2 separate regions of the Homo sapiens genome follow, and region 2 is linked to region 1. A link is a loop called in an ENCODE intact Hi-C map of the cell type or tissue named here. Cell type or tissue: Caco-2. All regions are shown on one strand. Each heading gives the region's core, and the rest is flanking DNA. Links, peaks and the distances in the headings are about the cores only.

What was found. Peaks named below come from ENCODE experiments on the same cell type or tissue, not always from the same donor. Only the 100,000 strongest peaks of a DNase experiment are listed, where the experiment ranks them.
Region 2: a loop joins it to region 1, with 2.7 times the contacts of the local background. A loop is called at or near these places in 1 of 110 quality-filtered maps.

The regions. Positions count from the first base shown.
Region 1 is chr9:97,222,982-97,237,249 of GRCh38, reverse strand. LOC124902224 (a long non-coding RNA gene) reads right to left here and starts at 7,354. Exons shown (of 3, transcript XR_007061684.1): 1 at 7,314-7,354; 2 at 3,899-4,048; 3 at 2,233-2,365. It overlaps LOC107987025, which reads left to right and starts at 10,139. Exons shown (of 1, transcript XM_047424315.1): 1 at 10,139-14,268. It also overlaps the pseudogene ANKRD18CP and the pseudogene VN1R52P. RefSeq lists an enhancer at 4,493-5,090. In Caco-2, for the core only: no CTCF peak of the experiment used is centred there; DNase peaks (open chromatin) are centred at 3,999 and 4,699; H3K4me3 peaks cover 934 bases.
Region 2 is chr9:97,342,418-97,359,953 of GRCh38, reverse strand. It overlaps CCDC180 (coiled-coil domain containing 180), which reads right to left. Exons shown (of 37, transcript NM_020893.6): 19 at 16,391-16,614; 20 at 12,465-12,640; 21 at 10,663-10,843; 22 at 9,399-9,545; 23 at 5,241-5,385; 24 at 4,946-5,062; 25 at 2,229-2,327. It overlaps SUGT1P4-STRA6LP-CCDC180 (SUGT1P4-STRA6LP-CCDC180 readthrough), which reads right to left. Exons shown (of 45, transcript NR_036529.1): 30 at 16,391-16,614; 31 at 5,241-5,385; 32 at 4,946-5,062; 33 at 2,229-2,327. Among named protein-coding and RNA genes, the nearest start is that of MIR1302-8, 12 kb to the left of the region's middle. In Caco-2, for the core only: no CTCF peak of the experiment used is centred there; DNase peaks (open chromatin) are centred at 1,923, 5,183 and 5,993.

The DNA of each region.
Region 1 (14,268 bases), core at 1,363-9,362:
GTCTTGAAGTCCTGTGACTTTATTCTCCCAAGATTGCTTTGGCTTATTCTAAGGCTATTGTATTTGTAGGTGAATTTTGGAATTAGCTTGTCAGTTTAAAAAAAAAACAAAACTGCTAGGATTTGTACTGGGCTTGCGTTGGATCTGTAGATCTGTTTGGGGAAAACTAGTATATTAACAATACTGTCCTTCAATCCATTAATATCATTATTTCCCACCATTTATTTAAGTGGCCTCTAATTTTTCCTGGTAATATTTTGTAGATTGTACACATATTTATATCTTAATGTTTGGATCCAAGTTGTGCTTGGATCGATTGCAGTATAGAGATCAAACATATATTTCATTAGATTTATTCTTGAGCAGTGTTTTAAATGCGATGTTAAATAGCATTTTATTTTTTTATATTCTCGTTTGTTGTAAGAATATAGAAATGCTATTGATTTTTACATATTGATGTTATATTCAAGCATGTTGCTAAGTTCCCTTATTATTTGTAAGGGACAAAAAGACTACAGAGTCTTTTGGAATTTATGTGATTACAATCTTCCAATCTGTGAATAGAGATGGTTTAACTTTCCTGTAATCTTTATACCTTTTAGTTTTGTTGCTGGCTAGTATGTCCACTATTGAATAGAAATAGTGATAATGGACTTCCTTGTCTTGGTTGTAAAATCAAGAGGAAAGCATTCAATATCAAGTGCTTTTTCTGCCTTTATTGAAATGTTCATATGTATTTTTAATAATAATATGTTACTGTTATATAATAATAATTTTAAAATAATATTTTAATAATAATGTTACAATGTAACCAATTACATTGGTTAATTTTCAAATGTTATCTAAATGGCCAATTGTCCTTCCGGATCCCCATTGATTCCGATTGGGATGGCACTGTAAGAGAGGCAGAACCAGTGAAGGAAACAAGGTTTTTTCAGGAGTTATATACAGGGGTGGTCCAGTGGTGGTGGGCTGGCCTGGAGAAATACTACCGTTCGTATTAAAAAAAAAAAAGCATGTAGTCCATATAGCATATAGCATTTTCACTTAGAACCCTCCTTCTAGCAATCTCCATTTAACCCAAAACAAAGGGCCTCGATCACCTGTACAGCCTGTGTTCCAAGGGATGGGGCAGGGATATGGCTGTCCTTCATAGATAAGTAGTGAATCTCAGTGTTGGCTACTCCCGGATTCCTTAGCCTGGGACTCCAAACACACTTAGAATAGGGTAATTCTCAGGTATGCTCCAGTTATGGCTCAGCCATACACCAAGGTGTATACACCAACCCCTGCCATGCACCAATATGCATATAAATATGAATAGCCTCTGAAAGGGCGAATTCCTAGATTGACCTATAGGCCCACATGAAAAGTTCTATATTAATAGCTATGTCATGACTGGGTGCAGTGGCTCATACCTGTAATCCCAACACTTTGGGAGGTCGAGGTGGGTGGATCCCTTGAGGCCAGGAGTTGGAGACCAGCCTGGGCAACATGACAAAACCCCATCTCTACTAAAAATACAAAAATTACCTGGGCTTGGTGGTGCACACCTATAATCCAAGCTACTAAGGAGGCTGAGGCACAGGAATCACTTGAACCTGGGAGGCAGAGGTTGCAGTGAGTGAGATGGCACCACTGCACTCCAGCCTGGGCAACAGAGTCAGACTCTGTCTCAAAAAAAAAAAATAGCTGTATCATGGACATTGAAATTATAATGAGATACCAAAACTACCACCAGAATGACTTAAATTAAAAGGATTTCCAATACCAAGCATTGACAAGGATATGGAGCATTTTTTAGAGAGAATGACCAAGGAGTTGGCTACAGTCAGGTGCTGCAGAATCAGATCTGTGGACCTTAATGTGCATCTGGTGAAATAAATAACTATAATGGTGATGAAGAAAGCAATTGCCCAGGAATCCTACTGTGGTCTGAGATAAGAAGATCATATTCCTATTGCCACATCCCTGGAGGCCATTTGTCTTTTTTCAATGACTGATCATCCTATTCAGAGTGAGAGGATCTGGCATGGAAACAAGAGGCCTGTCGTACCATGGCAACTGAAAGCCACTCTTTCCCACTTACCATTGTTTTCAAGCCATTAATTTCCTATTAAACTTCATTTTCCTCTTCCTGAGAGTTTCACTATAAAAATATATGTGTGTATAGATATATATTCCTAGCATAAGAGTACTATAATAGTGTTTTACATAGAACTTTTACAACAATTCTTTGAAGTGCTTTATTGTTCCCATTTGACAGGTGAGGCGATCTCAGGCACAGGAAGGCTGAATGACATTTCCAAAGTCACCTCCTTGTAAGAGGCAGTGTCAGAAGCTGACAATGGACTTGACCACTATGCTGTCGTAGCAACAGAGAGAAATAATTTTTAAGACAATCCATGTATTTAAAAAATATTTTTGTACCTCTTGTGAGTTTTTAAAAGAATCGTTTTGAGTTTTTTCTTTTTGATTGTGATTGAAAACACCAATACTTGTTTTATAGGCAAATATCATCTATAGTGATCAGAGATCCAAGTAAAATATAGATAGTCTGATCTTAGCATAATCTTAGAAGAATAATTATATACAACCAAATGGAATTTCTTAAATGCACAAATGGAATTAAAAGAGGAGGTTCTTTTCCATCTTAACCAAGAAGGAGGGCATAATGGAATGACCGTGTGCTAAGCAAGGGAGAAGGAAAACGAGTAGGAGGGAAAGCATTGCAGAGGAGAAACTAAATTACCATGAGTGTAGAAAAAAAAAAGTGAGGACTGGAGAATGTGAAAATATCAAATATAGTATTTCAATGTCAGAACAGTTCACTATATTAAAACTCAAGTCCATTATGCACAAGAAAAACTGGAGGTAATGATTATACATTGACCCAAAATGAGCACTGAGCCTGGGGATGACATGAAAACATTTTTAAACAAGAGGAAAGATAAAAAATAATGCAATTCTGAAAACTGCTGAGGAGCATAATGTTTTTTTCTAACACAAAAAGCTAAATTCAGTTACTTTTCTTTGCTGATTTAATGAGGGAAAAGAGTCTCACCATAATAAAGAGACAATAGATTTTTTCTGTCATGACACACTTATGGTCTCCATTTGGTATATTCTATGCACAGAGTTGTTGAAAACACTATATTTACTATTTCTGAACAGAATAAGATAATTCAATCAGCTACATCTTATACATGATCACAGGCATGGAGGTGTCATAGAAACACCTCTACAAATCTTGGAAATGTTCATGCAGATAAGACAGGGCAGCGGGCAAATTAATTTCCAAATTATATTAGAGAACTTAAAAATAGGCTGGATGTGATGGCTCACGCCTATAATCCCAACACTTTGGGAGGCTGAAGCAAGAGGATTGCTTGAGGCCAGGAGACCAGCCTGAGCAACATAGGGAGAGCTTGTCTCTACAAAAATTTTTTTTAAGTTTGCTGAGTGTGGTGGCACATGCCTGTGGTCCCAGCTGCTCAGGAGGCTGAGGTGGGAGGATCGTTTGAGCTGAGGTATTCGAGGCTGCAGTGAGCCACAATTGCACCACTTCACTCCAGCCTGAGAAATAGAATGAGACCCTGTCTCAAAAAAAAAAAAAAAAAAAGATTTCATGACTTTATTCAAACCAACAATGATGAACAGTGAGGATTACATTAAATGAGAAGCAGTTAGGGGCTGGTTTATGGTCTTGACCTCCATTCCTTCTCCACGAGTGCAGCCCACGACCCAGTGATGATTTCCCCTTCCCTGCATTGCGTTGGCACCGACTTAGTTTCTAGCCCAGAATTCCGTTTTCCAGACAAAAGACCCTGCTCCATCTCCCAGCACACTTCCTTCCTTTGCAGGCTATGCCTTCTAGACTGAAATAGAAAATACTCACCTGATTTTTCCCTTGTTGCTGTGACAATAGGTGCAGGGTGATGCTCAGGACAGCCAGTGGGTGAGTGCGTGGAGGAAGGCATCCAGGTCTCAGATATGGGTTTGTGTCCTGTGACCTCACCTTTTTGCAGCACTGCAATGAGCATTTCACCTGCGGCAACAATGACAGTGCATATTTGGGGAGCTAAAGATATTTCAAGAAACTTTGTCCCAGTTACCAATTACCAAAAACAAGTACAATTTTCTATGAAGGGGGCCAGCCCCTCCACACCTGTGGGTGTTTCTCATCAGGTGGAATGAGAAACTGAGAAAAGAAAGAGACACAGAGACAAAGTATAGAGAAAGAAAAGTGGGCCCAGGGGACGGGCGCTCAGCATATGGAGGACCCGCCCTGGCACCAGTCTCTGAGTTCCCTCAGTATTTATCGATCATTACCTCTACCATCTTGGAGAGGGGGATGTGGCAGGACAATAGGGTAATAGTGGGGAGAGGGTCAGCAGGAAAACATGAACAAAGGTCTCTGTGTCATAAACAAGGTTAAAAAAAGGTGCTGTGCTTTGATGTGCACATACACAAACATCTCAGTGCATTAAAGAGCAGTATTGCTGCCAGCATGTCTCACCTCCAGCCCTAAGGTGGTTTTCTCCTATCTCAGTAGGTGGAACATACAATCGGGTTTTACACCGAGACATTCCATTGCCCGGGGACAAGCAGGAGACAGATGCTTTCCTCTTATCTCAACTGCAGAGAGGCCTTCCTCTTTCACTAATCCTCCTCAGCACAGACCCTTTACCGGTGTCGGGCTGGGGGATGGTCAGGTCTTTCCCTTCCCATGAGGCCATATCTCAGGCTATCACATGGGGAGAAACCTTGGACAATACCTGGCTTTCCTAGGCAGAGGTCCCTGTGGCCTTCAGCCTTCGCAGTATATTATGTTCCCGGGTACTTGAGATTAGAGAGTGGTGATGACTTTTAACAAGCATACTGCCTTCAAGCACTTGTTTAACAAAGCACATCTTGCATAATCCTAAATCCATTAAACCTTGAGTCAACACAGCACATGTCTCTGCGAGCACAGGGTTGGGGCTAGGGTTACAGATTAACAGCATCTCAAGGCAGAAGAATTTTCCTTAGTACAGAACAAAATGGAGTCTCTTATGTCTACTTCTTTCTACATAGACACAGTAACAGTCTGATCTCGCTTTCTTTTCCCCACATTCTAGTGGGCATCTCTAGCAAGATGAGAGTGTTTGGCAGAGGCTCTTGCTTTCCATAATCCCTGGAGGCAACAGGAAGGGGCTCCTAGGGAGGGAGCAGGAAGGGGTGAGTCTAGACTGAGGGGCTAGCAGCAGAGCACACGCGTCTTACTAGAGTCTGTGCTTTCCTGAGATGGTCCCCTACAGAAAACCCAATTTTCTGTTAATCCTCAGATTCCTGAGCCAAACTATTATTTCACTGTGAACAGAGAAATGGGATCATGCGAGGAACTTGAGAAGGATATGTGAACAGATTACAGTGCAAACAGCAACTTGAAGTCAAATACTGATATGAAAAATAAATGGGAACAATGTTGGGCATTCCAATGTAAATTAACAATCAAATGTAGATGTTATATATTCTATAAATATATATTTTATTAACATTTACCCCTAGAGAAATAGAGATTCTAAATTGTATAATATTTATAAAAGAAACAGAGACATTTATCAGAGTCCCTCATATACACAGAAGCACCAAGTTCATATGATCCAGAGAGAAATTCTACTAGTAAACTAACTGATAACCTGACGCTACCTAAACTATTCAAGTCTTAGTCAATCTTCCCAATAGTTTTCAGGAAGGGTGCATAAAGGTGATATGAGATCTTACCCTGGTTTGAGCCATGTATTACAAAAGTATAGGACGTGTGAATATAAATGTAAACTTTTAAATATTAGAAGCCATTGTGTCAGCACATTGAAACATTACATCATAATCCACTGCCTTTTGTGCCAGAAATGCAAGTGAGAGTCAACACTTGGAAATCCATTAATACAATTAATTATGTTAAGAGAATCAGTGAGAATGTTATGTGTTCATGTCCATAGATTTAAAAAAAGACATTGCCAGGATTCTGCAGAAAATCATATTTTAAAAATTAATAAGGAACTAGTGTAAAATATATACATATTTTTAGACAGGGTCTTGCTCTGTCACCCCAGCAAGAGTGCAGTGGTGCAATCATAGTTCACTGTAGCCTCAGCCTCCTGGGCTCAAGTGATCCTCTTGCCACAGCCTCCCCAGCAGCTGGGACTACAGGCACATGCCAGCACACCCGGCTAATTTTTTGTTTTTTTGTATTTTGTAGAGACAGGGTCTCACTATATAGCCCAGGCCAGTCCTGATCTCCCAGCCTTAGTGGATCCTACTGCCTCAGCCTCCCAAATTACATGCATGAGCCACTGCGCCTGGCCCTAAATGTTTCTTGAGAGCAAAATCTACTTTCTATAAAGGCGGGCATGAGTCAACCCTTTCAAAGCCATTAGGGGCCAGGTGTGGTGGCTCATGCCTGCAATTACAGCACTTTGGAAGGCCGAGGCAGGTGGAACACCTGAGGTCAGGAGTTCCAGACCAGTCTGGCCAACATGGCAAAAAACCCCTTCTCTAGAAAAAATACAAAAATTAGTTGGGCATGGTGGGCACGCCTGTAGTCCCAGCTCCTCAGGAGGCTGAGGCAGGAGAATTGCTTGAATCTGGGAGGCAGAGGTTGCAGTAAGCCGAGATTGTGCCATTGCACTGCAGCCTGAGCAACAGAGCAAGATTCTGTCTAAAAAAAAAAAAAAAAAAAAAAAAAAAAAAAAAAAAAAAAATTAATAAACTATTAGGACAGTCTTGGAGGAAAAAGTCTTGGAAGAAAAAGTCTCTTGGGTAAGGATTAATTAACTGGTACACAGGCTGGCAAGGTGACCCTTAGTGGTCTGCCAGTCTCAGAAAAAAATTTATGCATCTAGGGAAAAATTGGTCACAACTAGGCAATTAGATCACAGCCTGCCCAGCAAGTAAAACAAAATTCTGTGTCAAGCACACCGTAAAAAAAAAAAAACACTGGTACAAACCTTAAACATTCCCTGATAGGCATCGTAGACTTTTTTGGTTTGTACTGCTTTTTGTTTTGTTTTTTGCTGCCTAGACATTAATCAGCAGAATGAGACCCTCAAATTTCAAAGCATGCAATAATGGTCCCCCCATTACTGGGACCCCTGCTAGTTACATGTTTGAAAATTAGTTGATAACTGATTTTGGCCAGGCGCGGTGGCTCATGCCTGTAATCCCAGCACTTTGGGAGGCCAAGGCAGGCAGATCATCTGAGGTCAGGAGTTCAAGACCAGCCTGGCCAACATGTTAAAACCCCGTCTCTACTTAGTGGCAGCACAGACCTGGAATCCCAGCTACTCTCGAGGCTGAGGCAGGAGAATCGCTTGAATCTGGGAGGCAGAGGTTGTAGTGAGCCGAGATCATACCACTGCACTCCAGCCTGGGTGACAAGAGCAAAACTCTGTCAAAAAGAAGAATGAAAGAGAGAAAGAGAAAAGAAAAATTAAGGTCCTCTCTCATGCATGTTTTAATTTGTATTTGTATACATTTAAGGGGTACAAGTGTAGTTTTGTTACATGGACATACTGGGTAGTGGTGAAGTCTGGACTAGTAGTGTAAACATTCCCTGAAGAGTGCACATTATATCCACTATGAAATTGCTCAACCCTCACCCCTCTCACTCACACACCCTTCTGAGTCTCCAATGACTATTATTCCACTCTCTGTGTCCATGAGTATGTGTTATTTAGCTCCTATTTATAAGTGAGAACATGCAGTATTTGACTTTCTGTTTCTGTTATTTTACTTAAGATAATGAACTTCATTTCCATCCATGTTGCTGCAAAAGACATGATTTCATTCTTTTTTAAATTTTGAAGTTTATTTTAGACATAGGGATACATGTGCAGATTTGTTACATGAGACTACTGTGGATTTTATTGTTTTTATGGCTGAATAGTATTCCACTGTATGCATACCACATTTTCTTTAGCCAATCATCTATTGATGGACACTTAGATTGATTTCATATCTTTGCTATTGTAAAGATATGGAATACAGCAATCCTGCTACTGGATATATACATAAAGGAGAAATACTATATAAAAAAGATACCTGCACTTGTATGCTTAGAGCAGCACTTAGGTTGATTCCATATCTCAAAGATGTAATACTTCTCTTTTATCTACATATCCAGTAGCAGGATGCTGCATCCAGCCTGGGTGACAAGAGCGAGACTCTGTCTGAGAAAAAAAAAAAAAAAAGAATGAAAGATAGAACCTCACAACAGATTCAACAGAAATTTTAAAAGAATTTAAGGTATTATGATGAACAACTAATGTCAACAAGTTTAGCAACATAAATGAAATAAGCAAATTCCGACAAAGACATTAAGTAGCAAAATTGACTAAAGAACAAATAGAAAATCTTAATAGATGTATATAAAGTAAAAAAAAATTGAATTAGTAATTAAACATATTCCCTCTGAAGAAGAGTGTAGTGCTAGAAGCCTTAACCCATGAATTCCATCTAACATTTAAGGAAGAAAGTATATCAGTCATACACAAACATTTCCAGCAAATACAGAAGAGAAGATATGCCAAAACATTTTAGAAAGCCAGTATTAGCTTGATACCAAAGCAGGATGGAGACATCAGAAGAAAAGGAAAGTGCCAAACAATGTCTCTCATAAGTTTACCTGCAAATATGTTTAACAGCCTGGAAGCAAATTACATCCAACAGTATGTAAGACGATCATACACTACATGTCTCTGGAATTAATACTAGTAATGCAAATTTGGTTTACTATCTAAAACACAATGAACATAGTACATCATATAAATAAATAAAGTAGAAAATCAATAGAATCATGTCAAAAGACATAAAAGAATTTTGGCAAAATCCAACACTAATTCCTGATAACTCACAACAAACATGCAGAAAAAAAATAAGTGACAAAACTAACATAAAGGACAAAGGAGAGTAATTGGAATTATACCATTTTAAGGCTCTTATCTTTAACAAAAGTGTTAAAATATTAATTCAGGCCGGGCGCGGTGGCTCACGTCTCTGATCCCAGCACTTTGGGAGGCCGAGATGGGTGGATCACAAGGTCAGGAGATCGAGACCATCCTGGCTAACATGGTGAAACCCCGTCTCTACTAAAAACACAAAAAATTAGCTGGGCGTGGTGGTGGGCGCCTGTAGTCCCAGCTATTCGGGAGGCTGAGGCAGGAGAATGGTGCGAACCCGGGAGGTGGAGCTTGCAGTGAGCCAAGATTGTGCCACTGCACTCCAGCCTGGGCAACAGAGCGAGACTCCGTCTCAAAAAAAAAAAAAAAAAAAAAAAAATATATATATATATATATATATATATATATACTCAAGGTAGACTGTGATAAAGATACATACTGTAATTTTTTTTTTTTTTTGAGACGGAGTCTCACTCTGTCACCCAGGCTGGAGTGCAGTGGTGTGATCTCGGCTCACTGCAATCTCCACCTCCTGGGTTCAAGCAATTCTCATGCCTCAGCCTCCCAAGTAGCTGGGATTACACGAGCATGCCACCACGCCTGGATTGGTTTGTATTTTTAGTAGAGACAGGGTTTCACCATATTGGCCAGGCTGGTCTTGAACTTTGGGACTCATGTGATCTGCAGTCCTCAGCCTCCCAAAGTGCTGGGATTACAGGTGTGAGCCACCACGTCTGGCCTACGTATTGTAATCTTTCAGCTAACAATTTAAAAAATTGAAACAAACAGATATAGCTAAAAAGCCAGCAGAAGAGAGAAAACAGAAGACTAAAAAATAATCACACTAAAGGAAGAATCGAGAAAAAAAGAAACAGAGACAGAAAACAAATAGCAACAGGGTACACTTAAATCTAGTCATTTCAACCATTACATTAAATATAAAAGGGCCCAGCCTTCATAGCTCATGCCTGTAACCCCAGCACTCTGGGAGCTGAGGTGGGAAGATGAGTTGAGACCAGGAGTCTGAGACCAGCCCTGGCAACATAGTGAGATCCTGTGTCTGCAAAAAAAGAAAAATTTAAATAATAAAAAATTAGCCAGGCACAATGCCATATCCCTGCATTCCTAGCTACTCAGGAGGCTGAGGTGAGAGGATCTTTTGACCCTAGGAGTTCAAGGTTACAATGAGCTATGATCATGCCACTGCAGCCCAGCCTGTGTGACTGAGCCAGACCCTGTTTCTAATACATGAATATAGAAGGACTGGATATCTCAATTTCAAAGTTCAGATTTTCAGATGAGATTAAACAATAAATAAATAAACAAGACCCAACACTATGCTGCTCACAAGAACCACATTTTAGATACAGACACAACATTTAGGCAAAAGTATAGATGTAAATGTGCCATGCAAATACTAATCCTAAAAGAGTTGGTATGCCCATATTAATATTAGATAAAGTGGTCTTCAGAACAGGAGTACTGCCAAAGATAAAGGTGTCGAGTCATAATCAAAATAGGCCAGTTCATAAAATTAACAATCTTAAATGGGTGAACCTAGTGAAACTTCAAAATGTGTGAAACAGATATCAACAGAGTAAAGGTGACGATCATCAGATCTACTTTTCAAGTGTATGTGGAACATTAATCAAGATAGATTAAATACTGGACCATAAAATAATTCTCAATAAATATAAAAGGATTTAAATCATAGACAGTTTGTACTCTGAGCAAAATAGGACTAAATTAAGTCAATAACAAAAATATATTCAGAAAAACCTTAATATTTGGCAATTGAGCAAATAACTTTTAAATAAAAATGGATATAGGAATTCTCAGATCTATATTTAAATTTTTAAATTGTGTTAAAATTTTAACTTTAAGTATATAATTCAGTAGCATTAAGTACATTCCCAGTTTTGTACAACCAGCATCTTCATTTCTATCACAAACAGAAATAAAGTACCCATTAAACAATAACCCAGCATTGCTACCTCTCCCCAGTCTCTGGGAAACACTAATCTTCATTCTATTTTCACAAATTTGCCTATTCTAGATATTTCATATCAGTGGAATCATACAACATCTGTCCTTTCGTGTCTGGCTTACTTCACTCAGCATCATATTTCCAAGTTTCACCCATGTTGCATGTATCAGAACTTCATCCTCTTTAATGGCTGAATAATATTCTATTATTTATGTATCATATTTGTGTATCCATTCATTTGTTGATGGACACGGGTTGTCCGTGCCTTTTGGCTATAACGAATAACGCTGCAATTAACTTGGGTGTAAAAATATCTGTTCCAGACCCTGCTGTCAATTTTTTTGTGTGTGAATAATACCTAGGAGTGGAATTTCTGTTTCTCTGTGTGATTCTGTGAGGAACCACCAAATTGTTTTCCACAGCAAGTGCATCATTTTCTATTCCTAGCAGTCAGTTCACGAGGGCTCCAATTTCTCCACCTCTTTAGCAACATTTATTTTCTGTGTCGTTGTTATGAAAGCCTTACTAGTGGATGCAAAGTGGCATCTCGTTTTGATTTTGTCTTGCATTTTATTAATGAATAATGGTGCTTAGCATCTTTTCTTGTCCTTCATAGACATTTATGTATCTTCTTTGGAGAAATGTCTATTCAAGTCCTTTGCCTATTTTTTAATTGGGATGTTAGAAATTCTGTTGTTGAGTTGTGGGATATTAAGCTTTTATCAGATACACACTTTGATTTTATCAGATACGTATTTTCTCACATACTATGGGTTGTCTTTTCAGTCCCTTGATGGTATCCTTTGATGCATAAAGGTTTTTTATTTTGATTAAATCTAATTTATGAGTATTTTCTTTTGTTATCTGTGCTTTTCTGTCATACTTCAAAATACACTTAAAACTCAAAGGTCATAAAGGTTTACCTTGTGTTTTCTTCTAAGAGTTACATATTTTTAGTCCTTACATTTAAGTCTTTTATTAATTTATAATTAATTTTTGTATATACTGCAAGGTAGGGTTCTAACTTCTCTCTTGTGCACTGACATCCAGCTGTTGAAGAGACTGTTCTTTCCTCCCTTGACTAGACTTGGCCACCTTGTTGAACAGTCATTGACCATATATGTGAGGACTAATTTGTAGGATCTCAAATCTATTCTATTCTATTGGTCTAAAAGTCTATTGGTCTTATGCCAGTACCACACTCTCTTGATTACTGTAGATTTGTAATAGGTTGTGAAACTGAAAAATGTGAGTTTTCCAATATTCTTTTTCAAGACTGTTTTTGTCTGTCAGATCCTTTGAATTTTTGTATGAATTTTAGAATGAGTTTCTTTGTTTCTGCAAAGATGCCTTTGGGATTTTGATGGTATTGCATTGAATCTGTAGATTACTTTAGATGGTATTGTCATCTTAACAATATTGTCTTACAACCCGTGAACACAGAATGTCTTTCCAGTTATTTCCACTCTCTTTAGTTTTTTTCAGCAAAGTTTTGTGTATACCACCATGATTAGATTTATGCCTGAATAACTTATTCTTTGATGCTATTATAAATGGAATTTTTTAAATGTTTTCATAGTTCTTTACAACTATATAGAAATATAGCTCATTTGCATATGTTTGTTTTGCATCCTGCCTCTTTTATTAGTTATAATCGGTTTTGTGTTTTGTTTGGAGCTTTATACACATAAGATCATGTGTAGATATAATTTTACTTCTATTTTTTATTTCTAATTTAGATGCCTTTTATTTCTTTGTCTCGCCTGATTGCTCTGGGTAGAACTGCCAATGCTATGTTGAATACAAGTGGCAAATGCACCATCCTTGTCTTGTTCTAGGTGTTAGGAAAACAGCTTTCAGTGTTTCATCATTGATCATGATATTAACTGTTGGGTTTTTATACATCCCATTGTCAGGTTGCAGAAGTTCCCTTCTATGCCTAGTTTATTGAGTATTTTTATTATAGAAGGGTATTGTATTTCATCAATGTTTTTTCTTCATCAATTGAAATAATCATGTGCGTATTCATTTTACTGTTACAGTACATTATACTGATTGATTTTTTTATATGTTGAGCCACCCTTGCATTTTGGGGATAAATCTCACAGGGTGATAGTTTACAATCCTTTGATTATACAGTATTGCTGCTAGTATTTTGGTAGTATTGCTAGTATTTTGCAGAGATTTTTGCTTATATATTCATAAGGGATATTGTGCTGTAGTTCTCTTTTTTGTGCTCTCCTTGGCTTTGGTATAAGGATAATGCTATTATCAAAAAATGAATTAGCAAGTATTCCTTCTTCACATATTTTGTCAGAAGACTTTGAGAAGAAATGGTATTAATTCTTCTTTAAATGTTAGGTTGACTCACCAGTTAATGCAGCTATTTGGTCATAAATGTTTCTTTGTTAATCGCTTTCGATTACTAATTCAATCTCTTAGGTTATAGGTCTATTCAGATTTTCTCTTTCTTCTTGAACCACTTTAGTAGTTTGTGTCTTTCTAGCAATTCGTCCATTTCATCCAGGGCACCTAATTTGTTGTTAGACAGTTGTTCACAGTATACTCCTGTAATCCTTTTGTATTTCTGTAAAGTTGGTAGTAATGGCTCTGCTTTCATTTATTATTTTAATAATTAGTCTTCCATCTTTTGCTCAGTCAATATAGTGAAAGGCTTGATCTTTCAAATAATCTATGTTTATTTATTCTACTGCTCTCCAACATTCTATTTTATTGATTTATGCTCTAATTATGCTCTTTATTATTTCTTTCCTTCTGCTAGCTTTGGATTTAGTCTTTTTTTGTTTTCTTCCATTGCCTTTAGGTATAGAATGAGGATATTGATTTGAGATTTCTTCTTAAATGTAGTTGTTTATATCCATACATTTTCCCTTGAACTCTACTTTCACTGCATTCAATAAGTTTTGGTATGTTTTGTTTTTATTTTGTCTCAAGATATTTTATAATTTTGCTTGTGATTTATTTTTTCACTCACTGGTAGTTTAAGACTGTATTGTTTAATTTTCACATTTTTGTGAATTTTCCAGTTTTCACTTATTTATCTGTTGTTTCTTCCATTGTGGTTGTAAATTATATTTTGTATGATTTCAAACTTTTAAAAATGATTAGGACATATTTTGTGGACGAAGATATGGCCTATCCTAGAGAAAGTTCCATATACACTTGAAAAGAATGTATGTTCTGCTGTTGTTGGATGGACTGTTCTGTATATGTATATTAGCTCTCAATGGTTTATACTGTTGTTTAAGTCTTGTATTTCTCATAAAGCTTCTGTCTGGTTTTTCTATCCATTAATTAAAATGAGGTATTGAAGTGTCC
Region 2 (17,536 bases), core at 1,409-9,408, 120 kb before region 1:
CAAGGAAGCAGACTGCAGGAGGGTGGGTAGATTCTGTGGGAAGTGCGGGAACAGGGGCTGGGCTGATGAGGATACCTCTTGGCTTAATGGAGGCTCCTCACATGCAGGGAAGGCCCTTGGGGAGTGGGGAAGGCTGGGCTGGCTCTGCTAGGCAGCCTTCACTTCACAGTGAAGGACAACGCACCCTTCACTGATGGGAACATCAGGAGTTCTCTTCCTGGATCTACAGTTTCAACTCTGAGCAAATAACTTAAACTTGCTCAACTTGTTCTCCCCATCTGTAAGATGGGGACACAAAATATTCCCTAGGATCTCCTCTGGCTCTCACATTCTATGTTTAGAAGGAAACATTTGACGCAGGTGGCAAGGGTGTGCAGGAGTGTGTAGGAGAGTGATCTGGCCACCTCCATGGCAATGTCTAACACGCACCCTCTCGGAGCAGCACCCCACAGGTGTGCAGGAATGCAACGGTGAGGATCTTCCCTCTCGCCACACATTCAAGGCATCACTCTTGTCCCCTAATCACCGCTCTGCAGACTGTCCAGCCAGCCTCCTCTGTCAACACAGGAATGCCCGCACACCCATGCTCACATGATCCTCACCTGGCTGGGAGGCTGGGCAAGCCCCTGGCACCCACCCAACACCCTAACAGGAGAGGACAGAGCAGGGGTTGGGAGGCGAGGATGTGAGAGACTGGACGTTTCTGTTCTGGAGAGGTAGAGCTGCCTTAAAGAGCCTGTTGAAGAGTTACAGCTGATTAACCTCATCTTCCCCCTGCTCCTCATTAGGGGGCTCATAAGGGAGATCAGGCAAGTCACAGGCAAAATATAGGAGCCACCCTTCCTCTGCACAACTGCACTGCAGGGCAAGTAATCTCAGTGGATGTGTAGAAACAAGTGCATGCATATACATAACAGGGTTTACAGTGCCTCTGTGCAAAATGAGAATAGTGAGAGGGACATTTATTCTGCAAACTATGCTTTGTGGGTGTTTACGCTTTTTTCAAGAGTCATGCAATAAACTATATAAGAAAAAGCAATAAAGACAGAAAAATAAACATCCTCTCAGTGCTAATAATAGAACTGCAACTCAGAGTCACTGAAATGGTAGAGAAAAGACAGAGAACGGTGAGGAGAAAGCTTCCCACTCCAGAACCTTCAGGCTGGGGTGTCTGGTTCTGGGAGCACCTGGCTGGACTGTTGAGGAATGGTTCCCTGGTGTGGCCTGGGCGACAGGCCAGGGGAGACTGAGTTGAGCAAGTTTAAGTCATTTGCCCGGAGTTGAACCCGTAGATCCAGGAAGAGAACTCCCGATGTCCCCCATCATTGAAGGGTGTGCTGTCATTCACTGGGGGACAGAGTCGTGCACTCATGGCAGAAAAAGCAGCACATAGACAACCAGAGACCTGCTCTGAGGATCAGAGCCAGGCGAACGCTTGGAACCACGCTCTCCACAAACTGTTCCAATTCTGACTTTTCATACTTTAAACACAGAAAACCAGTTTCTGTGCTACGATCAAAAGAAGCAAGTGAGGCCGAATGCGATGGCTCACACCTGTAATCCCAGCACTTTGGGAGGCTGATGTGGGCGGGTCACTTGAGGTCAGGAGTTTTGAGACCAGCCTGGCTAACATGGTGAAACCCTGTCTCTACTAAAAATACAAAAATTAGCCGGGTATGGTGGCAGGTGCCTGTAGTCCCAGCTACTTGGGATGCTGAGGCAGTACAATCACTTGAACCCGGAGGCAGAGGTTGCAGTGAGCTGAGATTGTGCCACTGCACTCCAGCCTGGGTGACAGAGTGAGACTTCGTCTCAAAAAAAAAAAAAAAAAAAAAAGCAAGTGGAAAGTCAAACAAAAAGTGGTTGTTCAGGGGGCAGGGCCCTGCTTCTGTCATGCATCTAGGACTGAGTTCTCCTTACAGCAAGGGACACCTGGTGACATCCCAAGGGAGTGAGGTCAGAGGAAGCCAGACTCAGGCCTCCCCCAACACTAGACGCTGCTCCATGCTTGCCTGGGAGGGGTTGGAGGTGAACAGTGGCTGCTTTCTCTTTTGTTCCTTTCTTCATTCCATGAAACAGGGGTTAAGTAGGAAGGCTCAGAGATGTCCCCCCACCCCGCCAACCTTGTGCTGGAGAAATCCTATACACACAGGTAAATTTATTTCACATTTATGACTTTAGCATGATATATCTTTATTATTCACATGCAGAATCTATTGAACACTTACGGTTTTCTCTCCCCTGGACTCTTGACAAGTTTTTATCTTGTTCTGAAGCTGTTGCAGAGAGAAATTTAATCCATTTGTTTGCGAATTGGATTTTGCCACCTAGAAAACCAGAGGTTCCGAGATTTTGTTTCTAGAATACATATTGTGATCTGGGAAACATTCTGTGAAACATACCATCTGAGAAACTGATTAAGCACTGAAAAAAATGAAATCAGGGAAAAATATGCAGTTTTACCAGACATTGATACAAATTAAAAAGATTTTTTTCCCCTCTCAAGTAAGTAAGGTTCAAGCAAAATTGGCACCCCAGAGTGTGGTGAGGGAGTTGGGAGGACAGGCTCTGCTTTAGCAGGGCCAAGGCTGTAAAGACTCCCTGGAAAGCTTCGAGAGCCATAGAAAGGTCATGCTCTGACCCAGGACTGTGGCTTCCACGAGGCACCCTAAGGATGCAGTCAGATTGTCCTGGCAAGTGCACAGGCTCTGCTCCAGCAGTGCAGAGCCAAGGCTGTAAAAACTCCCTGGAAAGCTTAGAGAGCCGTAGAAAGGTCATGCTCTGACCCAGGACTGTGGCTTCCAGGAGGCGTCCGAAGGATGCAGTCAGACTGTCCTGGCAAGTGCACCTCTCACAGCATCACCTTTCATAACAAGAAGCAAAATTCACCAAATGTTCCTCCAGAAAGGAATGCTTAAGTAAAAATGTCAACACATCCATGACAGAGAAGCCATCAAAATAGTGTCTTTGCAGAATATTTAAAGATTATACAGCTTATAAAACTGGTATAAATAGCAAACAGCCAATTTTGGCATATCCCCATCTTTTCATGTATAGGAAAAATACTCAAAAAATAAATTGAAATCTTAAACAGGGGTTATGCTATGTGGCAGAATTATGGTTTACTCTCTGTTTTGTATTTGTTCTATATTCCCAGTATTGTCCATGATGGAAATGTATTTTGTTTATCACAGGTGTTAGATATTTTGAAATGCAACCCCTGTACACTGTGAACAGTCCCCAGATATTAGCTCAGAAAAAAGAATCAGTGCCAGCACCAGCTGGAGGCCCATTAGGAATATACTCCTCAAACAAGAGTGTGGTGACATGCCCTGGAGCCGTGGGCTCTGCTCCCTGGAGCTGCCTCCTGCTCCTTCTGGAATGACTGGAAGCCAGTCCTGAGAGGCTCATCTGGGGCCTCCACCAGAGCCTGCCTTTACTGAGGATTCACTATGCTCCAGGGACTATGTCATGAGTTTAGCACATATCAGCTCCTTTATCGGTGCCATAATATTAGGAATTGCTTTTATGATTCCCATTTCACAGATGGATGAATTAAATGCTTCCTGGGGTGAAATGGGCAGGAAGCTGGGTCTGGAGTCCCTATCTCAGAGCGTGAGATGCCAGCAAACACTTCTTTTATCGAACTGCACTTGCCACTCCCAAAAGACAAGTCTGTCCTCACCTCGGCTTGTCCTAGTCCTAGTGGGCCCTCAAACATTGTTCCCTGAATGGGCATTGACCTATGCAGATAACCCAGGCCCTTCATTTCCAGTGTACCCCAAGTCCCTCCCATCCCACTTCCACTCAGCTCTGGAATCAGAATGTGTCCCTGCTGACATTGTGCCCAGGCCATGATTCTCTCCCCATCAGCCTCACACTTCTGCCTCACTCCTACCCACCTCCAGCCTTTCTGTGGTCAGCAGCCAGGACCCCCACCCTCGAAGTGCAGCCCTGAGCACACAGCCCCACCCGAACCCTTCCCAGGCCCCCACTGTCTGCCCGCTGGTGCTCTCCAACCACAGAGCTCCCCACTCTCCCTCACACTCTTGCAGTCCTGGGCTCCAGCCCCCTGGATTTTCTCCATCATCTCTCCAGAATGCTTCACTCCCCACCGCCTACCTGGCTGGTTCCTACTTCTCCCTCAAGCCTCTGGAATCCCCACTTTCTTAGCCCAGGTTAAGTCCTCTGGCCCCTCAATCCCCACGCAGCCACCTTCTCCTTCTGTTGCACAGATGGCCTGTTTGTGGTTAAGGCCATAAGCTCTGGTGTCGGTCAGACCTGGGTTCACATTTTGACTTTACCCTTTAAGAGCTCTGTGTTCCTACCTAAGTCACTAAAATACTGCCTCAGTTTATCTCTAAAATGGAGATAAAAACAGTACTTGCCTCCTATAGTTCTTGTGAGGACTAACACAGCTAATCAAAATAAGTTGCTTAGCAGGATGCATGGTGCTCAATAACTAGTAAACACTAGCAGTTATTAAGATTTTATTTTTGGCCAGGCGCAGTGGCTCATGTCTGTAATGCCAGCACTTTGGGAGGTTGAGGCAGGAGGATCGCTTGAGCCCAGGAATTCAAGATCAGCCTGGGCAACATAGGGAGACCCCATCTCTACAAAAAATAGAAAAAATTGGCTGGGCATGGTGGCGTGTGCCTATAGTCCCAGCTACTTGTGGGACTGAGGCTGGAGGATCTCTTGAGCCCAGGAAGTTGAGGCTACAGTGAGCTGTGTTCACGCCACTGCACTCCAGCCTGAGTGACAAAGCAAGACCCTGTCTCAAAAAAAAGAAAAAAAGAAAAAAAAGATTGTGTCTGTCTTCCTGGCTGGAGAGCAAGTCCCACACACGGGACAGAGACCACAATGGCCTCCTAGCACCGGGGACAGTGCCTGGTGTGCAGGTGTGTGTGATAAAGATCCTTGATGAAGAATGAATCTATCCTACCTGGCACTTGATTTTCACTTGCAGATTCGTCAGCAACCGCTGGATTTTCTCTATGAAAATAAGGTCCACAGACAGGTTATGGAATTTGCTTTCAAACTTGTTGATGACATCATTGGCCTGTACAGAGAGATAAAGGGTAAAGGACAGGGGCTTAATTTGGACCTTTTGGACTCTGAAGGAGGAGGGGGACAGGCCCAGTGAATGGTTGGATGGAGGGCTTGGCCCTCCCTTCAGAGGGAGTTGAGCAAGGGATACTGTGGAACCGGTTGGCCTGGGGCCTGGCTGGGGGCCCTACCTGGTCCAGGTACTCATTCTCCAACTTCTCCATGTTGAGCATGATGACACTTTCAACCAACTCTATCCGGGCAGCTTCCTTCTCCAGTCGGGAACACAGTGAATTGATTTCTTTAGGAGAAAAGTTGCCTCCCTCTGAAAACAATCTGAAAATAATCAAAGACAAATAAAAGCCACAGATCAGACCTAAGAGTTCTCATCTATCCCAAATACTGTGGCTGACACACACTTTTAATCTAGGCTTCCGGTTAGAGTTCAAGATGTGGGAAAATGAACACAGATAGCTTAAGGACAGGAGTAGGATTCATAAATAGTGCAGAATTTCCATTTTTGTCAGTTCATCAGGTTGGAGACTCTAACAGACCCAACTGAAACAAAATTCGAAATAAAAATAGCTTTCTTGGAACTGTATAAAGGTAAGAATTCCACATGAACTTGCCAGGCGCAGTGGCTCATAAGTTTGGGAGGCTGAGGCAGGAAAATCACTTGAGGCCAGGAGTTCAAGATTAGCCTGGGCAGCAGGACCCTGTCTCTAAAAAAGTAAAAAAAATTAGCCAGGTGTGGTGGCATGTGCCTGTGATTCCAACTACTTGGGAGGCTGAGATGGAAGGATTTCTTAAGCCTAGGAGGGAGAGGTTGCAGTGAGCCGAGATTGCGCCACTGCACTCCAGCCTGGCTGACAGAGTAAGATTCTACCTCAAAAAAAAAAAAAAAAAAAAGAATTCCAGATGAAGTGAAACTAGAAGGGGAGCTTGGAATGTGGGCAGCACCAGAAGCCAAGACTTTGCACCAGAGACTTGGAGGTTCAGTCTTGATGACTGCACAGGTGAAGGGATAGCCTAGAGCTGGATCCAGAGGACAACATTTGCATTGTAAGACTGAGGAAGAAACGAACCCCACCAGATACCAGGACTCTTGCCTGTCTAGATCCAAGGGCAAAGAGGAAAGAAGATCTCTGTCCCCTGAAAATTCATCACACAAACTAGACTTCACATACATTTACAAAATGAATTCATGTTCTCTGGAGTGACCCAAAAAACCTCAAGCAGAGAATTCTAATTGGTCCTGGGTAGGTAGTGCTCCCTGGTTACCCAGCAGAAACAAATAAGGATTCTCTCTGAAGGAATGCAATGTCCAGTCCAGGCCTCAAAGAATGCCACCCATAAAGTCCCAAGGAAAATGAGTGACTCGTAGTTTTAAAAATTGATAAGGAATCAAGATACAAGATACCATGCATGAGAAACAGTAAAACAATAGAGAACAGAAACAGACCTCCCAAAAACCATTAGATATTAGAAATATCAGATATAGACTATAAAATAACTAGGCTTAAGATGTTTAAAGGAATAAAAAGTAAGCTTCAAAATATGAACAAGGAGCAGGCAGTTTTGAAAAAGTATCAAATATAATTATAAATGGGCAGAGAGTAGTGGCTCACACCTGTAATCCCAGCACTTTGGGAGGCCGAGGCGGGTGGATCACTTGAGGTCAGGAGTTCAAGACCAGCCTGGCCACTATGGTGAAACCGTGTCTCTACTAAAAATACAAAAATTAGCTGGGCATCGTGGCACATGCCTCTAGTCCCAGCTACTCGGGATGCTGAGGCAGGACAATCGCTCGAACCCAGGAGGTGGAGGTTGCAGTAAGTGGAGACTGTGCCACTGCATTCCAGCCTGGGTGAGAGAGCAAGACTCTGTCTCAAATATATATATACGTATATATGTGTATATATATATATGTATATGTGTGTGTGTATATATATATATATACATACGTATATGTATATATCTACAAATGGAAACTATAATAATTAAAATTGAAAACTCAATGAATAGATTTGCAGAAGGTTCAACACAGTTACAGAGTGAATCAGTGACTAGGAAGAATAATATAAAGAAATTAGCTAGAATGAAGCTAAAATATACAAGACATGCAGAGATAAGCAAGGTAGAGATGATTAACATGTCAAATTATAGTTCTAGTTTTCGCTACTTTCCAAATTTTCTTTTAAAATTCTATTTTTATAATCAGAAAAATCTTAATAATATTTAAAACAAATGCAAGCTTTGCAGATACTGACATGGAAGGTGCCCACTCTTGGGGCTCAGAAAATGAAACCAAAAATGTGCTGCTTTGAACTTCAAACTGAGAGTACCTGGGGAGCAGCAAATGCAGGGAAGAGCTTTCTCTAAAGTTCACCTGTCTACCTAAAGGCTGGATCCTCCAGAAGATATTCAACTGTTGTGAATCCCTTCCCCAGATATCTCATCAACCAGGAGAAACTGATGCATAGTTGTAGGAAGGAAGACTGGAGTTGACACCACACCCAGAGCCCAGACAGAATTGGTCCCAGGCTATTGTCTGTTCTTTGGGTCCATTAATCTCCCCTAAACATCATTTACCCTTCCTCTAAAATTTCCTACATCTCCCATTTCTCACTCTCGTATGAAGAGGCTATTTAAGCTTCAACCACCTGGTCTTTGTTTGAGTTTCAAACTTTGTGTGACACCTACACACTTGCATGTTAATAAATTGGTTTCCCGTTAATCTGTTTATCGTCTTTATTGTTTGTTGTTGTTGTTGTTGTTGTTGTTGTTGTTTTGAGATGGAATCTCACTCTGTCTCCCAGGCTGGAGTGCAGTGGTGTGATCTCAGCTCACGGCAACCTCCGCCTCCCAGGTTCAAGCAATTCTCCTACCTCAGCCTCCCAAGTACCTGGGATTACAGGCATCTGCCACCATGCCCAGCTAATTTTTGTATTTTTAGTAGAGACGGGGTTTCTCCATGTTGGCAAGGCTACTCTCGAACTCCTGACCTCAGGTGATCCGCCCGCCTCAGAATCCCAAAATGCTGGGATTACTGGCATGAACCACTGTGCCTGGCCTTGTTTTATTGGCTCAAATTGTTGAAACTTCAGGGGTGGAAAGGAGGTTCCTTTATTCCCTACATCACCATGATTTGGTGATGCTGGTAGTGGGGGGCTGTGGGTCAGCATGTATACTAGGATTCCATTTCTGTACAAAACTAACAATTTTTTGCTCATGTATACATAAGTACAGGCACATAGAAAATATATTTTTGGAGGGCTTCCACTTTGTACTTTATATACAATCTGTGTTTGATTATGCTCTAATGATCAAAAGATTTGTGATTTTTAAAATAGCATAAGCCTTAAAAAATAAATATAGCCTTTCAAAAATGTCAAAGACTAAATCTAGGATTACTTTCATCCAGGATTAAGATTGCAGGGGTAAAAATAAGGGGAAAGAATGGCCAATAAACACATGGAAAGGTTAACAGCATTAATCGTCAGGGAAATGCAAATCAAAACCACAACATAGAAACACCTCACGCCCATTAACAGGTCTATTATAAAAAACAAAAAACACCAGAAAGTACAAGCGTTGGTGATAATGTAGAGAAACTGGAACCCTTGTGCATTGCTGGTGAGAATGAACATGGCGCAGCTGCTGTGGAAACAGTATGATGGTTCCTCTCAAAGTTAAACATAGAATTACCATTTAATCCAGCAATTCCACTTCTAGGAAATACCCAAAATAACTAAAACCAGGACCTTGAACAGGTATTTGTACACCAATGTTCCTACCACCATTATTCACAATAGCCAAAAGATGGAAACAACCCAAATGCCCATCAAAGATGAATGGGTAAACAAAATGTGATATATACACACAATGGAACATTATTCAGCCTTAAAAAGGAATGATTTTGTGACACATGATACATGATACATGGATGAACCTTGAAGATATTATGCTAAATGAAATGAGCCAGACAAGAAAAGGACAAATATATGATTCCACTTATATGAAGTACCTAGAGGTTTCAAATTCATGGAAACTGAAAGGAGGATGGTGGTTGCCAGGGGCCATGGGGAAGGAGGAATGGGGAGTTCTTGTTTAATGGTACAGAGTTTCAGTTTGGGAAGATGAAAAAGTTCTGGTGACCAGTGGTGGTGATGGTAGCACAACAACCAGGATATCCTTAATGCCACTGATCTGTGCACCTAAAAATGGTTAAGATGTTAAGTTTGATGTTACGTTTATTTTGTCAAAACTAAAAATTAAGGGGGAAACAAGACCACATCCCAATAGAGAAACTCAGGTGGCCTGAAGAGGCCCTGGACACTGGCTCCCACCTGCAGTGTTTGATGAACTCAATATTTGAGTAGCGGAGTTTGCCCAGACTCTCCTCCAAGTACTGCCGGAAGCTGCGCAGGGACACCTGGGTGACATCAACATAGCTAAGCAACTCCTGGTGCAGTGTGTTGCTGAGAGTGACCAGCCTGTGGGAGACAGAGGAGGAACAGGACAGTGATGGGGGACAACCCTGGGGGACAAGGGAGGGGCAGGTGGTGATGGTGATCAGCCTGAGGGACAAGGGAGGGGCCGGTCACGATAATGACCAGCCTGGGGACACAGGAGGGACAGGTGGTGATGGTGAGGATCCTGGGGACATGGGAGGGGCAGGTGGTGATAGGTGACCTTCCTGGGGGCACAACGCTGATGGGTGACCAGTTTGGGGGGCATGAGAGGGGAGGGTGGTGACCTGGGCCTGAAAGGAGGACAACCTGGGAGTCTATTTGGGCTCCACAAGCAGTGCCCAGCTGCACAGCTTCTCTGGGTAGCAAAAGCGGCAGTAGAAGGAAGTTCAAAATTCCAGTGTCTGCAGGACACATTCTGGGTGTGCTGGATCAGAGCACATCAAATTGGTGAAAGAATCCCAGAAGATCCTACTGGATCTTTGTCCCTGCTCCAATGGGCTGTGTCTGACCCCCAGCAAGGTGGCTCCTGCACCCATGATACCCCAAAAGAGTGCCCTGCGAGTGTCCTCTTTACAACCAAGTCCACCAGAAACAGCTGTCCCTCATGTGCCTGATGGCTGCGTAGACACTTGCCAGTCTCCTCCCTGTGACCTGCCTGAGGCCTCCATCTCATAACCCAAATGGCCTCTCTGGAGCCCCTTGCTCTGCCCTGAGCACGCTCCTACACTGAGCTGGGCCAGTGCTCTTTCACTGATTGTGGAATTCAACCCTCTCCCATCTTTCTCCATTCAGGGCTCCTCTGAGTTCATCTTCAATGCTGCCTCCTGCAGGAAGCCCTCCCTGATTTTTCCTGAGGGGAAGTGGTCTTCCCCACCACTGATATTTCATAGCACATGGTGTGCACCCTTGCATGCTGCCTGTGCATATACTTTGCTCTCTGGCTGCTCACTCCCTGCCCTCCCAAGCAATATTCCACACAGAGTTTGACTTGACTCTCTTGAAGAGTTTAACTCAAAAGAAGGCTCTGGAGGTGCCTTCTGCTTTTGTGTCTACAGGGAGGGGGGCTCCTTTGAAAGCAGCAGCCGAACTGGGATTCCAGAGCCACATGGCTGGGGTGGAGACTCCCAGGACCCCTTACTTTTGGCTCCTGGTGGCATTCAAGAAGATGTGCTCCATGTCATAGATCTTAAGGCGGAAGTTTTTGCTCCTCACGTTTTGCTCTTCTTGGAACTGGCAGAACATCAGCCGCTTCTTCTTCAGCGTCTCGGTCACCCCAGCACAGTGGCTGTCCAACTGCTCTTGATGAAGCAAAAGCTCGGCTGAAAAAGGATTAAGAGAGCTGGGGCCCCGGGGACCCGATTCACCTCAGCACATTGCTTTCCTGGAACAAGGCCCGCCTGCTGCCTCTTCCAGGCCAGCTGCAGAACAGGAACAATTCAGGTCAAGGCCCCTTGTCCTGCCCCTGTTGCCTTCATCAGGGCTTGGGCTGGAGAGGAGGCCTGGCCATGAGCAGGGAGCTCCTGTTTGTGGAGACACCCTGCCCGGAGCAGAGGGAACACAGCCAGGAAGATGGAGAGTCTGGGAAGCAGCTGAGTAGCAGGCAGGATGGGCAGGGGGTGTTGGGGAGGGCTGAGATCTAGGTGAGAGGGTCTGGTGGGTAACAGCAAGTACAGCACTGAGCAGTCTGAGTTTGCTCCTTAACATCAGCGGATACTTATGTCCAGTGAGCCTGAATTCCAACTGTCTTCCAAGGTAGAGTGGCAAGAACAAGGACTGGGCTTCCAGAGCTCCATCATGGGCCTTTAAATGAGCAGAGAGTCCCTAGACCCCCCCGACCCCGACCACCTCCCATCTGATCCCACTATCATCTGAAGTTGTGGAAGTGCTGTGGTCTCAGCTCTGCCAAAAATGAATGGTGAGATGCTGGGACTTTGCTTCTCTGGCCTTGTTTTCCACACTGTGTATTGGGTCAGGGGCCGTGGGAAGGAAATGGAGCCAGCCTTCAGGGAGCTTTTACTCAGTGCACATAGAATCCTTTTTATTCCTCAGTGCATTTAGCACACACATTTTCCAGATGAGAACAATGAGGTTCCAAATGCCACACAAGTTGCCTGAGCCCACAAACGCTGGGATTCAAGGCCAGTTGTCAACTTGCACAACTCTTTCCCTGCTCCAGGAATAGGAGTTTGCATGGGTTAGTGATGGGGCTCTCTGATAGCTCTAAAGGGCTTTGAAGGAGTTGGAGTATAATTTGGGTGAAAAACCAACAGAGGTCATTGAAGGATCCTACTGAAAACATGCCCCCCCCCCGCCCCGCATTAACAGAGTCCACCACATAGGTGTGAAATGCATGTATTTTTAAGTATGATAAATGATAAAGTAGAAATAATGGCTACCACTTTTGGAGGCTGTATCTTGTACAAGGTGCTCATGATTCCTTACTATACCATTTTAAAAGGGTTTATCACCACCTCCTTAACACTTCTATCAACCCCTTCTGCAGGTGAGAGAGGAGTCAGAGAGGTCAGGTAAGCTGTATAGGGTCACACGGTCACAGGAGTTGAAACTGAGAGCTTCAACTCCCTGAGCTATGAGCTTGCCTCTAGAACATCCACCATGCAGGTGTGTATCTGACAGGTGTATGAGCAGATCTGGGTTCCAAGAGCTAAAACAGTACAACACTCTTTGTTTTCAACTATAACACCCTCTTGAAAAAAAAATGGAAATGAGAAAAAAATCTCACAGAAGGATTTGGAGTACTACCTTTTTCTGCAAGCCTCAGAGGTGCGAACCCTCATGTACATCTTCCATGGTGTGATGAGAACATGCTAAACATTGCATGGTACAAACTGGGGCAGCTAATGAACATGGAGCCGCGGTGGAGCAGACGCTGAAGGAGTGGCTGCGGGCAGGGCAGACATTCCCAGGCAGCATCTGTACCTGCCCTGACGTTGTGGATGTCTTTTTCAATCTGCTGGGCTCTTGGCTGGTGCAGGTGCAGATGCAGCTCCAGTTCTGAATCCAGCTCATTGATTTTGGTGGCCACGGTGACCCGGGTGTTGAGGGAACACTGGTCAAACCACTTCTCAAGGTGCTCGAAGAAGCCAGCTCGAAGTCTGAGGGCGAGACCAGCCAGGGTCAGCCCTGCCAGCAATCATGACCCATGAGAGGTCTTTCCATATGGAGACCCAAAGTGCTTCCCCCTTTCACTCATTCTTCATTTCATTTCCCAGCTACATTGCATTTCATTGTGTAAATGGACCATTACTCTTTTAACCATACCACTGCTGGAGGACATTATGTATGTCAGATGTAGAATTGTTTCTTTGGATAAATGACCTTGAACTGGAATTGCTGAATCAAAGGTTAAAATACATTTGTGGTTTTGGCAGATATGGCCAAACTGTTTTCCACTAGAAGGCAATTTGTATTCTTATCAGCAATGTTCCTATTTCTCCACAGTCTCAGAGTGTATTGTCAGACGTCTAAATTTGACAATTTTGTTATATTATGATTGAGACTGAGCATATTTTCATGTGCTTAAGATTATTTAGGCTGGGCACTGTGGCTCATGCCTATGATCCCAGCACTTTGGGAGATGGAAGCAGGAGGATTGCTTGAACCTAGGAGTTCGAGACCAGCCTGGGCAACATGGTGAGACCCCCATCTCTATAAAATATTTTAAAAATTAGCTGGTCATGGTGACATGCGCCTATGGTCCCATCTACTCAGGAGGTTAAGGCTGCAGTGAGTCATGCCACTGAACTCCAGCCTGGGCGACAGTGAAACCTTGCCTCAAAAAACCCCAAGAGTATTTAATTTCTCTTTCTGTGTACTGTCCATGAATGTCGTTTGCCCATTTCTCTGTTGTGAATAGCTGTTCTTTTTTTACAAATCAATTTCTAGGAGCTCTTCATATACTAGGGACATGAAGGTCATTGACTTTGATGTGAGTTGCAAATGTTGCTTCTCAGCTTATCATTTCTTCCTTTTAAAAATGTATGGTACTTTTTTGGCCATGTACTGTTAAGATGTCAGTTTCCAAAAACTGATCTATAGATTCAATGCAATAACAAGAAACAACATCGCAGCAGATGTCTTATGGAAACTTGAGCTAATTTTAAAAATTATGTAGAAATACAAAGAGCCAAGAATAATGGAAGGAGAAGACTAAAGGTGGAGGACTTACACTATCAGATATTAAGGCTTAATGTAAAGCTGTAGTAATAAAGCAGCGTGAAGTCATTGGATAGACACATAGAGAACTAGAAAAGACACGTAGCAGAGCAGTGGGGGAGAGGAGAGTCTCCTCATTAAGTGACCCAGGATCAACTGGTTATCTGTATGGGAAAGAAGTGAATCTTGACCCCTATTTCACACCGTAAACAAAAAATCAGTTCCAGGTGGATTTTAGATGTTAATATGGAAGTTGAAAACAATAGCATTTTAAATATATAACTTCGGAGAACATCTCCATGTCCTTGGGGGTAAGGCACAAAGTAAATTAACCCTAATTTAAAAATTGATGAATTGGACCTTATTAGAAATAAGAACTTCTGTTCATTAAAAGATACACCTTGAAAGAGAGTTTAAAAAGGCAAGTGCAGAGAGGGGATGAACATTTGCCATTTATTTATCTGACAAAGCCTTATATAGAATATATAATTTAATTTTTTTTTGAGACGGAGTTTCACTCTGTCTCCCAGTCAGGAGTGCAGCAGCACTCTCTTGGTTCACTGTAACCTCCGCCTCCTGGGTTCAGGCGATTCTCCTGCTTCAGCCTCTTGAGTAGCTGGAATTACAGGCACACACCACCATGCCCGGCTACAGAATATATAATTAATTCCCATAAATTAATAAAAAAAAGACAGAAAATCGACCAGAAAAATAATAGGCAAAAGATTTTGCTAGGCATTTCCCAAAAAGATAACCAAATGGCCCAATGAGTATTTTTAAAGGTATACAATATCATACTCATCAGGAGAATACATATTAAAACCACAATGAAACACCACTATAACTATATCAGAACAGCTAAAATAAAAACCACTGACAATACCACTGACGTTGTGGAGCGATTGAAGTTCTCATATGCTGTTATAAACTGTAAAACTGTTAAAAACCACTTTTGAAAACTCCTTGTAGTATCTTTCGGCTCTATCTCCTAAAGACGGATATGGACACACACACTCTGTGAGTCAACAGTTCCACTCTTAGTTCTATATGTAACAGAAACATATACATATATTCACCAGAAGACTTGTACAAGAATGTTCAGAGCAACATTATTGGTATATCCCCAAATTGGAAAGACCAAATGTGTATCAGTAAAATGGATTAATAAAATGGATAACATTTTTTTATAACGGGATACTATACAGAAATAAAAACTGAACCCTAGCCACATTCAATAATATATATGTCTCATAAACATAATAAAAGAGTGAGTTCTGTATGACTTAATTTAGATAAAGTGAAAAAATAAGCAAAATAAACTCAGAAGTTATAATATTTGTTATCTTTGGGGAAGAGAGAGTGGTGACTTGGGATGGGTACACTTGAGGGCTGGTAATGGTTCTATTTCTTGTGGGCTTTGGGTATCAACTGTGTCATATTTGGGCAATTCGTTGAGCTATACACTTATGATTTTCATACTTTTATGAATGCATGTTATCCTTCAGTATGCAAACCCAATCAGTTGGACAGATAATTTTTTTTCTGGTTAGTCATAAGGCAGATAGCATAGTGGTTGGTGCAAGATTCTGGAGTTACAGGGTCTGTCTGGATTCATATCTGGGATCAAACTGCTTCCTGTCCTGGATATCTAGGCCAAATGACTAACTCTCTGAGCCTCAGTTTCTTCATCTGTAAAATGGAGTTAAGTATGGTAACTCTCTCACAGTTATTAAGGGGATTAAATACACTCAGTAAATAATAGCTCCTGTGATAGTCCTTGCTGGCCTTTGTCCTATCTGCTATGGAGAGGGCAGATGATGGCCTCTGGTAGAGGAAGGAGAGGGATGATGTTTGAGTCAAGAGACATTTCCAAGGTGAGATGCTGCTCAGGTGTAGGAGAAAGAGCCCAAAGGCCTGATTGCACTCCTTTCATTCCTTGTCTCCAGCCTCCTGCCCATGTTACATACAGGAGGTGAATGAACCAGGAGATCTCTAGCTGATGAGCCCTCCTATGACATTGTAGAGGCAGGAGGACAATGAGAACGCCATCCAAAAGGCAAACACAAATGTCCACATTTGATCCAAACTCAAACACAAAGGCCCAGAAACTTGGGAGTTAGGGGAAGTAAATTCTCAGTGGTGGGATTATGGGTCATTTCTCTATTCTTCATTGTTCTTATATTTTCTGCAAAAAAACTCTTTGGCAGTATCTTTTGGTCATGTCTTCTAGCGATGGACATGGATATACTCTATGAGTGAACAGTTCCATTCTTATATTTTGCACATACTGAGTACAAAATACCATACATGAGATATTTATATTTATGGTGTATATCTATAGAATTAAAATAGAAAAAGAAAAGAAGCCTATGATTACAGATGTACCAGGAACTAGAACCCAAAAGTATCTGTCAGGGAAAACACTGTATCTTATCTCCAAGGCCCAAGCCAGCAGAGAGCCTCCTGAGGTGGGTGCAGGGGGTCACTCTCACAGAAGATATCTGTGACTGCAAATAATTCCTGGATTTTGCCATTTTTTATTGTGTTTCTCACCCCTACCTTCCTTCAGTTACCTACATTTTTTTCTTTATCCAACTGATACCAGCCCAATCCTTTTTTTTTTTTTAATATTTCACCTTGTTTACAAAACTCAGAACAACAGGATGAGAATAAAATAGTTTTTTACTCACTGTTTCTTAATTTCTAAAATTAGTCTCGATGGAATTGTCACTTGTTCTATGAACTTGGCACTGGAAGTGTCGTTGATGAACATGGCTGAGAAGGTGGAATGGGACTTCCTACAATGCTCTTCTTCCAGGGGTACAAAGACAAAATAAGTGTTTCCACTGGAGATTGTGAAGGACTCCATGTCCTCATAGTATATCTCCTCTAGACCCTCTTCCTTGTCTTCTTCCTAAGCAGGCAATAACACTAAAGTTGACTTGATATCATCAAATGGACTTGGGAATGCCAACCACAGGTTCCTTGATATCAGAGGTTGTAAACCAAATTTTGGGCCAAGATTATGGGCCGAATCTTGCCTAGGTTTTTTCGCCCCCCACACAGTGCTTTTAAAATTGGGAAGTTCTACACAAAAATCTGGGTTTCTAATTTCTCTTAAAACATCAGAAAATATGTCAATTCTGAGCCTGCATTCCCACATGGCATCTTTAGTTGGAGCTGAGTAATGCCTGCACCAGTCTTCATCATTTGTCATTATTTTACACTTGGTCTCCAGCCCTCTTTTCTATTACATACCTGTGGGCATTTGAGTTTGGGATTCCTGCTCAAAAAGAAGTCTACAATTTTTCCACAGCAATATACAAAATGATTCTTCTGCAATTCTATGATTATGAAATTCAACTTATTGTTCTGTGATTTTGAATATGTTTTGAGGACAAGATTTATTTTATGAGAGTTACTTCCCTGCACTCAAAGGAGAGCTCTGTCTGCCAGCTTGAATATGGAGCTTTTGAGAATAGGAAAAGAGAAGAAATAAACAGACCAAGGTGAAGCAAGAGAGTTTAAGTTGATCTATTCAATAAAGAGGAATTGAGAAGGAGAGAGAACCAGGGAGGCATAAGGAAAGCCATACAGTTGAAGGTTGAAGAGTGACTTTAGAATAGGTTGCAGGGATATGAGGAGAGGAAAATGAATTTTAGAAAGCATTGCTGTGGCTGGGTGCAGTAGCTTACACCAGTAATACCAGCACTTTGAGAGGCTGAGGCAGTGGATCACTTGAGGTCAAGAGTTCGAGACCAGCCTGGGCAACATGGTGAAACCCTGTCTCTACTAAAAATACAAAAATTAGAGGTCTGTTCCAAGATGGTTGAATA